Linked DNA regions of Homo sapiens: region 1 is linked to region 2. Evidence: chromatin contacts called from ENCODE Hi-C or POLR2A ChIA-PET data. All regions are on one chromosome and are shown on one strand. The core of a region is the stretch at or near the end of the contact, and the rest is flanking DNA. Distances in the headings are between cores, read along the strand shown.

Evidence for each region. Hi-C counts contacts between places; a loop is a spot of excess contacts on that map. ChIA-PET counts read pairs that join two places held with the same protein, here RNA polymerase II (POLR2A). Pooled maps may share reads with other maps.
Region 1: a pooled map shows a loop between it and region 2 (4-fold over the local background). The contact joins two enhancer-like sites. A Hi-C loop is called at or near these places in 6 of 50 pooled maps. POLR2A ChIA-PET finds 5 or more read pairs at or near these places in 2 of 52 experiments (activated B cell and activated CD4-positive, alpha-beta T cell).

The regions. Positions count from the first base shown.
Region 1 is chr2:96,483,160-96,487,880 of GRCh38, reverse strand. No RefSeq gene overlaps it. Among named protein-coding and RNA genes, the nearest start is that of NEURL3, 20 kb to the left of the region's middle. RefSeq lists enhancers at 1,432-2,081, 1,767-2,459. Within about 2 kb of position 1,705, at least 34 of the 41 ENCODE cell types and tissues checked have a DNase peak (open chromatin) inside an H3K27ac peak, as active enhancers do.
Region 2 is chr2:96,238,645-96,243,697 of GRCh38, reverse strand. It overlaps STARD7-AS1 (STARD7 antisense RNA 1), which reads right to left. Exons shown (of 4, transcript NR_046322.1): 3 at 3,010-3,985; 4 at 1,075-1,821. Among named protein-coding and RNA genes, the nearest start is that of TMEM127, 25 kb to the left of the region's middle. RefSeq lists enhancers at 1,535-1,584, 1,605-1,864. Within about 2 kb of position 1,662, at least 19 of the 41 ENCODE cell types and tissues checked have a DNase peak (open chromatin) inside an H3K27ac peak, as active enhancers do.

The sequences.
Region 1 (4,721 bases), core at 456-2,955, 240 kb before region 2:
TACCAATAGGAAAGTGGTTATATCAACCATGGTTTATCCATATTATAGAACATTGTGCTGTGGTTCCAAGGAATAAGTTTTTATTTTTTGATTTTTTTACTTTATTTTGTTTGGAACTAGGGTCTCACTCTGTCACCCAGACTGGAGTGCAGTGGCGTGATTATAGCTCACTACAGCCTCCGCCTCCTGGGCTCATGCAATCCTCCCACCTCAGCCTCCCAAGTAGCTGGGACAACAGGTGGGCACCACCACATCTGGCTAATTTTTTAAATTTTTTGTAGAGACAGGATCTTGCTGTGTTGCTCAGGCTGGTCCTGAACTCCTTGGGCTCAAGCAATCCTCCTACTTCAGCCTCCCAAAGGTTGGGATGACAGGTGTGAGCCACTGCATCCAGCCCAAGGAATACGTTTTCATTATGTTTCTGACATACAGGATGTAGCATACAGTAAATGTCATGAATATAAAAATGCATAAAATAATGTGTGTGTGTGTTGGTATATGAATGGCAAAGGGTCCAGGAGGGTAAGAGAAGTGACCCTGGGAAAGGACTGGGATGGGGATGTGATTGGGAGGACTTGAACATTTCACTGGCATGTGGGGACTTTTTTTTTTTTTTTTTTAACAATGAGAATGAGCTTACATATTGGTTAAAAAGCCAAAAACAGTTGCTTTGGGAAACAGTGGTGGCTCCTCAAAAACTTAAACACAGAAGGACTGTATGAGCCAGCGATTCCACTCCTACATATATACCCAAGGGAATTGGAAACACTTCCACACACAATTTGTACACAAATGTTGATGGAAGAATTATTCATAATGGCCCCAAGGTAGAAATGAATATTATTTGATCCTTAAAAAGGAATGAAATACTGATTCAGGCTACATCATGATGAGCCTTGAAAATGTTATGCTAAGAGAAGGAAACTAGTCACCAAAGGCCATATATGCACGATTCCATCCATATGAAATGTCTACAATAGGCAAATCCAGAAACAGAAAGTAGATTAGTGGGTTTCAGAGGCTGGGGAGAGGCAGAAATGAGGAGTGACAACTAAAGGGTACGGAGTTTCTTTTTAGGGTGAGGAAAATATCCTGAAATTAATTATGCTGATAGTTGCACAACTTTGTGAATAGAATACTAAAAACCATTGAACTGTGCATTTAAAAAAGACGAATATTATGATAATGTGAGTTACATCTCAATTAAAAAGTTATCCAAAACAAAACCTCTCCAAAATAGACAAAGAAGCGCTAGTGGGGAAAAAAGAGGAAGACGATATTAGCCCTGGCAGCAGGAACAGCTGAAGAGGAGATGCCTTTTGAGCTGGTCCTACAGGGAGAGTTTGGAAGGCAGAGGGGAATGGATGCCGGTCTTCCAGACAGCAGGCGCGGCACATGCAGAGATGGCAAAGGCAAGGTGTGCTGGGGGAGCTACGAGGAGGTGAGGAGGTCGGATTGGCCCAAGCAAAAGCGGGGGGGAGAGGCGAGAGGGAAGCGAGATGGGCCTGCCCTAGGAGCGCTCTACCGGCTGCGTGAGTGGCGGTGCCCGTGCCATCCCTGGGGCTGCAGGAGGTCTGATCTGCCAGGGCCTCGGCCAGCCAGCAACTCACAGTGCTTGTAAGGCAGGCTGGGAGAGAGGCAGGCTGCGGCTAAGTTTCGCTTTCCTAGAAGCCTGAGATCACAGGTTCCCTTGACGTGAGGTCACTGGAGTAAAACAATGGAGGAAGCGTGTAATGAATCATTATCACAGGGGCAGAATACACGCAGTAAAAAGAAAGTAGAACTGCAACCAGGGATCTTTAGCGTCCTGTAAGCGGAGGCCTGCCCGGGCTGGCTCCAGGGACCTGCTACGGGGCTTTCCTGCAGATATGGGAAAATTCCCTCGTCCAGACTTTCACATCAGGCTTTCTGTTAGATCAATTGGAGAGGGAAGGGGGAGACCGGGTCCACCATGTCACCTGCCCCTGGCGCCCATCGCACACAGGGCCCCAGCGTGCTGTCCTCATGAGGCCTCGCCAGCATTACTCCCTGATGGCACTCCTCTCGCAACCCCCACCCCCACCCCTGCACTGCACGCCCTGACCCCCCTGCTGATCAACTGTTGAAGAAATTCCACTTGGAAGAAGTCTACAGTGGGGACTGGGGGTCCCGCGTGTGGGGGATGACTCCTAAGCCTGGAGGCAGAGGGAAGAGAACCGCGCACGGTCCCTTCCTCCACAGACCTGCACAGCAGATTAGCCTCTGCTGCCAGCTGCCCTGCTCCCCAGTCCCTTCCTTTGAAGGAATGGGTGGTAGGATCTCCACAGGAATCTAGAGGTGGTGCCTCTGTGGTTTTCTGGCGCAGCCAGCTTGTTTCTCTCAGATCTGTGTGAAGTGCGAGGGGCACAGCAGGGGGTGACATTCTCATTTTATAGCCAGGAAACTGAGGCGCAGAGGCTTTGTGTGACTTGCCTGCAGCCACACAGCAGCCCATGGTATGGTTGGGACCAGATCTGGAATCGCTGAATCCCAGCCAAGACTCCCTTCTGCCTCAAGCTGAGCCATTTATGGCTTGACATGGAGGCGGATCACCTGAACAGTCCCCATTCCCCACAAAGTTCTCAACAAAAAAAGGGCCAACTTGGACACAGTGATTGAGATGGAGACTGACCACGAGAGGAGGGCACTTCCTAATCCCCGTTTCTGGCCCTAAACATCTTCCTGGCTTTCTGTTCAGGACCCCTCCTGACTCCCTCAAATGCTCTTGGATTCCGCTGACTTAAAGGATCAAATACATTTTGGCTCCTTGCCTGTCTCCCCCCAGGAGTATGTGCAGTCCTGGGGCTGACAGGGACTTGGAAGGAGAAGCCCAAGTGTCTTATTCCTTTTTTTGTTTGTTTGTTTGTTTTTTACTGTTAGAACACCACAGACTGGGCAATTTATAAAGAAAAGGGTTTATTTGGTTCATAGCTCTGGGAAGTCCAAGGGCATGGCTCTGGCATCTAGCGAGGGCCTTCATATTGAGTTATCCCAAGGTGGAAGGTGGAGGGTAGGAGGGAAGATGGGGACTGAACTTCACCCTTTTATCAGGAACCCATTCCCTCAGTGACTAGCTCACTCCTGCAATAACAATATTGTTTCACTCATGAGGGCAGAGGCTTCATGGCCTAATCACCCATCTCTTAAGGTCTTCACAATGGTAATTAAATTTCAACATGAGTTTTGGAGGGGACATTCAACCACAGCACCAAGTATTATATTGGAGGGAATAGACTGCCTGTCCTTTCCCTAAATTGAGACTAAGAGGATATGACCATTGGCTAAAATGGGGGGAGGCAGGCCCTTGGGTTACCCTAAGGTAGAACCCTTTTAAAATATTTGTGAGGAGAGAGGGTCCCATACCTGTGTAGCAAATGTGTGTTCTCCCAGTCACAAGGAGATGTCAGGAAGTGTGTGTCCTCTTGGGGGATAGACTGGGGGCTGGCCTCTGAGAGGCCCAAGGCTGGCTTTTTCACCCCCAGTGAATGTATGAGGCCCAGAAATTCGATGCTGTCAGCACGCAGTGGGAGCAGCTGTCACCCCTACTCCTTGGGGTAAAGCCGAGAGAAGTGTGAAACAGCCCACATGCCCATGGCAGCTGTAGAAAGGCCCTGCTCAGACTCCTGCTGTGAGGAGCACAGTTGACAGACCCAGCCTGTCGTGAGCTTCCCTCCGCCTCATCCTTCCTGACGCCATGCTTCTCCAATCTTTGATGTGGGAGCACCAGATAGAAGTACAGGGAGGCGGTATCTGGGCATCCCCTTTCCTGGGGGATGTGGGATGCCTGTAATGGTGACATTGTTTAGAGGACTCCTTATCAGCCTGGCCCAACAATTCCCAGAATGGCCCTGCAGCCCTAGACTCTTCCTGTCCACCCTCTTTCCTTCCCCTCTCCTTTCCCAGGCATCTGAGTGCAACATTCTCCAGCTCACCCCCCTGTCTCCTTCATAGGCATTTCCCCCAGTCAGTGTCTCATATGTCCAACTTCGTCTTGGTATCTGCTTCTGGGAAGACCCAACTTCTACAGTGTCCAACAAAAGAATGGATGAACTGCCGTGTGGTCATGCAGTGAATGAGCTAGAGCTATGAGTGTCACATAGACAAATCTCAAAAATATCATGTTTAACTGGAAAAACCACATCGCAGAAGGGGGCTTCAGATAGATCCCTGCTCCCAACCCACCAGCTGCTCTAAGCACTTCACGCGTAGTTACGCATTTGATGCTCACACCAACACTCAGCATCATCCCCACTTTGCAGATGAAAATATCTAGGTAAATCACCTCACTGTGCCTTGATTTCCTCATCTGTAAGATGGGGATGACAATAATGCCTCCTTCATCACATGATACTGTGAGCATTAAACAAGCGCAAAACATTGAGTGTTGCTCCTGCTGTATCGCTAGCTTCTTTCGTCGCCGTCATTTGTATTTCCTGATTAATTCTGTTTTCCTGTCTGGAAGGCCACATCTTCCTTAGATATTTAATTGCTATTGTTGTAGTGTCCATATCTTGCTCATGGTTTTCTCTGGCTTTAAGGTCCTTCATGCCAACAAAAGCTGGGAAAGGGTCGTGGGAAGAGATGGAGTGTCTGGGAGGGGCATGACCTAGTCATGAATTCTTTAGCTGAATTACATCAGAGGCACCAGGCCTCACAGTGGCCAGGAGGGCTTGTTTGTGTGCTTTCTGGGTGGGGAATGAAGG
Region 2 (5,053 bases), core at 413-2,912:
AGAATCACTTGAACCTGGGAGGCAGAGGTTGCAGTGAGCCAAGATTGCACCACTGCACTCCAGCCTGGGGGACCAGCCAGACCTTGTCTAAAAAAAAAAAAAAGGAAAGAAATAAATTCTTTTCCCATCTTTCTTTCTTTATTCTTATTTTTTGAGACAGCGTCTTCATCTGTTGCCCAAGGTAGAGTGCAGTGGCACAATCGCAGCTCATTGCAGCCTCTATCTCCTTAGGTTTAAGCAATCCTCACACTTCAGCCTCCAGGTTGCTGGGACTACAGGTGTGCAACACCACACCTGACTGATTTTTTTTTTTTCTTTTCTGTATTTTGTAGAGATGTGGTTTTGCCATGTTGCCCAGGCTGCTCTCAAACTCCTGGGCTCAAGCAATCTACACACCTCAACTTCCCAAAGTGCTGGGATTACCACCACACTTGGCCCTTTTCTCATTTCTAAAGTGGGTTGTCTTTTATTGTTGAGTTTTAAGAGCTTTTGTTTGTTTTTGCCATCCTGTGCCACTCTGTTGCACAGGATGGAGTGCCGTGGAGCCATCTGGGCTCACTGAAACCTCCAACTCCTGGGTTCAAGTGGTTCTTCTGCCTCAGTCTTGAGTGAGCCACTACGCCCGCCTAATTTTTGTATTTTTAGAGAGATAGAGTTTCACCGTGTTGGCCAGGCTGGTCTCAAACTCCTGACCTCAGGTGATCCGCCTGCCTCGGCCTCCCAAAGAGCTGGGATTATAGGCATGAGCCACCATGCCCGGCTGAGTTTTAAGAGTTTTTATATATTCTAGATACCAGCCCCTTATCAAGTGGCACAGAGCAACTATGGCAGAGGGCCTACAGAGATTAAGTTTGTGCCCCATAGATATACACTAAAACATTTTGGAGAAATGGAAAAATATGGATTGATACTTTCCATTGCAACAGAATTCTTTTAAAAGACAAAAGAACCTTAGATATCCTCACCAAATTTCAGGATGAAGAACACAGATATTGGAAATTCTTGCTCTAATCTTACCTAAGGGTGTATTAGTCAGTGCTGTTTTAGTTGCAAAAACTAAAAACTCAACTCAAATTAGTCATGGAAGAAAGGAATTTATTGGCTGAGCAGCGGAGAAGTTAAATCCTGAGGTGAATTTGGGGCTCCCAAGATGTCTGGGCCTCCTCACTCCCCCTCTTCCAGCTCCACCCCTGATCACTGGCATCATTTCCTGGCCAGGCCCTTCTCTAGCCTTCAGTGTGGCAAGAGAGCAGTTTCATTTCCGGCTATCTCAGAGCACTGCATTCAACAGAAAACAAAGCAAGCCCTTTCCTTGGAGTTTACAAATGACTCAGGATTCACTCTGATTTGACCAAGAGTCAGAACCCTAATTGGCCAAGCCTGAAGTCACTTGTCTACCCCTGATACTGGGAATAGAATGCATGGATGAGAGGGAGGTGGGTGGTTCCATGAAAAGGAAATTCAAGCACTTTTCCTAAAAGAAGGGGGAATGGATGCTGAAACAACACGTCTCCCACAAAGGGAGCAGACACTGGGCTTGTGAAGCTGCCCCATACCTTCCCCACAGAACTGGGTTTCCCTCCTTGGTGCCCCTGACGGAGCCTTGTCTTCACCCTCCATTATGTATTCATCATGTGGCATCGTCACTGTTTCCTCCTCTGTCTCCAGAGTGTCTTCTCTTAGTTCTCAGCTAGTAAGAGAAGGAGGCTGGGCATGGTGGCTCATGCCTGTAATCCCAGCACTTTGGAAGGCCAAAGTGGAAGGATTGCTTGAAGCCAGGAGTTTGAGACCAGCCTGGGCAACAAAGTAAGACTCCCGTCTCTACAAAAAAGAAAAAAAAAGTTAGCTGGGCATGGTCATGTGCACCTGTGGTCCCAGCTACTTGGGAGGCAGAGGCAGGAAGACTGCTTGAGCCCAGGAGTTTAAGGCTGCAGCGAGCTATGATTGCACCACTGCACTCCAGCCTGGGTGACAGAGTGAGACCTCATCTATAAAATTTTTTTTTAAATGCAGGGGTGAAGGAAATAAGGAGGTAATTACTGAAAGAATGAAAGGTCATGCTAGAAATATACCATAAAATGCAATGGGGACTCAAAGAAGGGCAAGATTAAAGGGGACAGGAAATCTATTCTGGGGTGTCTTTGAGGGCCCTGAGAAATAAAACAAAGGAGTGGCAACAGGAACCAAAATATCCTCTTAATTACTGCTAGAGGGCTGGGCTGGAGGACACAGCTTTAGACCTGTGAACTAAGTGAGCTGCTAATGCAAATCCCACTAGGAGGCAGGCTCACCCGCCCAGCCATGGTAGCCCTCAACCAGAGAAAGCCTCCTTTAGTCCTGCAGGAGTGCAGCCCCCTCAGCGAGAGCAGTGGGATTTTATACCCTGCATGCAGCTCACCCCCAAGGTGATGGAGGGGCCCACTGGCCTACACAGGACCAGTTTCCCCTCCCCACCTACCTATCCAAGCAGTCATCTTTTATTTTCCCTGGGGCAAAGTAATAGAGGGGTGGAGAGAAGGCAGGAATGTTACCCTAGTGGAACTCCCTGAACAGGGGAGGAAACTGGTAAGGTTTCCAAAAGCTCATGGAGACAGTGGCATTTAAGATGGGCCTCTCTTAAGGTCCTGAGCAGGAGGAAATGCAGAGACTCTGGGCCAACACTCCTAGATGTGGCTTCTGGTCACCCCCACTGTCAAGGTGGCTCCACTCTTGCCCCATGGCTCTCTGTAATAACTGCCCTCTTGCCTTGCCTGCTGGCCTGGGTTGCTATGGTGCAGTAACTCTACAGCTTGGTACTTGGGTCTCGACTTGTTCATACATGTTGGTGCATCTCTGTGCCCTAAGATTCTCTTCCAGCTATAGCTGGCTCTGTTTCTCTGCACCTGCCACACTGCAATGAGCAGATCTATTTCCAGGTCTGGCAGCCCCTGCTGCTGGGCTCCTTCCCATAGTGGTAAACTGGGCCAGGCTGAAGAGATGATATTAACCTAAACTGAGCCAGATACTCACCAACTGCAGGGAAGGAAGGAAGCAGGAGTGTGTGCTTCACTTTGCTTCCTAGGCTCCAGACCCCCAACTGCCCGCTGGGAAAACAAGGGCAGCTCTTGCCCACATGAAGCAGGGAGCCTCGCTCCTGAGGCAGGGCGCTGGTGGAGGCTGCCTGAATGTGTGTTCTCACTGGCGACTTGGATCTGGTCCTGAGAAGAGTTGACCCGAGATGTCTTTGGCCTTGCAATTCCACATACAGCCCCCTCCTTGATGACAAAAACAGATGCTTCCATGAGGAGTTTTTGAATTCGGAAGAAATTACCTGCTACGAGGAACAGTCTCACATACTGAGGAGTAAGAGGACGAATATTGTAAACACTTTTCATTCTGAATAATAGACTAATAGAGCTTTGGATTGTCCATGTATTCTGAAGGGAAGAAAAGGCACTTATTTGCTGCCTTTTGGCATGATAGTCAAAGCCCAGGGGTTGCATCAGACTCAAACAGCTTGCTCTCCAAGTCCTGAGGGGAAAGGGACCAAGGCATAGACATGAGAGCTAACAACAACCAACTTCAAGCAGGCCCACTTAACCCTCTGCACAATGCCTGCCCTCCGCTGTAATGAGAAATGATTTCCACACATGCTGCTGCTAAGATAATAAGAGTGCTTCCGAACTCTCTGCCAGAGCCCAGACTAGAAGACATGATCTGTAGCTTGGGATCTGAAACCTGCAGGCCATGAGGAAGGACACACAGAGGGCAAGGGCGTCAGCTAAGGGACAGCGGCGAGGGATGGCTGCAGAGGGGGTGTGCAGAGCTCCAGCACCGTGCAGGTGGAGAGAGTCCGTGCTCTAACTCCCAACACTGGTTATCCGCACCAGGATACTCTGTTGAGTTCCATGACAGAATCTGTTTCAGGGCGGGCTCCCTGGAGGCTGACTTTGAGATGGAGATTCCCATGCAGGGAGTGTACTGGGGCTGCTCTCAGGTTCAGCACCTACAGAAGGGAAGGAAGCAGACTTGCTCACAGGGAGAAGCTGGGCTGCAAGGCAGTCTCGACACACCCCTCAGCTGAACCCATGGAAGGTGTTGAAGCATTAGAAAAGTCTCATGGCCGTCCCAGCTTCAGATGCCCCCAGCCCCCACTGAGCTGAGGGGCCAGACCTTTGTACCCCAGCTTCAGCCAGTCACTGGGTACACACTGTCCCCAGAGGGGTGGTGGGACATTGGGTGGGGAAGCTGTCTTCACTTGGGGGCAATTCCTGAGGAGGGCTGTGAGCCAGCAATCCTCCCAGCAGCTGGGGCAGAGCCTGTCTTGAGGGGGATTTGGATTGTTTATCAGGGCGTCCACAGCCTCTTGTGCCACTCAGATCCACTCCTCTGGGTAAGTTCTGGGAGCAGCTCGTCTTTCTCTGGAACAAACTAATGGTTCATCAGATGACCACAGCCCCCACCACTGCAGCTGTTCTTGAGGTCTCACCGATACTCCCCATCTCCCTCTTCTATCCATTTTATCTTTATTTATTTATTTAGAGACTTGTTCTGTTGCCCAGGCTGGAGTGCAGTGGTGTGATCACAGCTCACTGCAGCCTCCACTTCCCAAGCTCAAGTGATCCTCCTGCTTCAGCCACCTGAGTAGCTGGAACTACAGGTGTGTGCCACTACACCCAACTAATTAATTTTTTTTAAGAGATGAGGTCTCACTATGTTGCCCAGGCTGATGTTGAATTTCTGAGCTTGAGTGATCCTCCTGCCTCAGGCTCCCAAAGTGCTAGGATTACAGGTATGAAGCACTGCACCTGGACTTCTATCCATTTTATTTTATTTTACTTTTTTTTTGCGACTGAGTCTCACTGTGTCGCCCAGGCTGGAATGCAATGGCACGATCTCGGCTCACTGCAACCTCCGCCTCCCAGGTTCAAGCAGTTCTCCTGCCTCAGCCTCCTGAGTAGCTGGGATTACAGCCACATGCCACCACACCTGGCTAATTTTTGTAATTTTTTTTTAGTAGAGACAGGGTGTCACTATGTTAGCCAGGCTGGTCTCAAACTGTGACCTCAGGTGA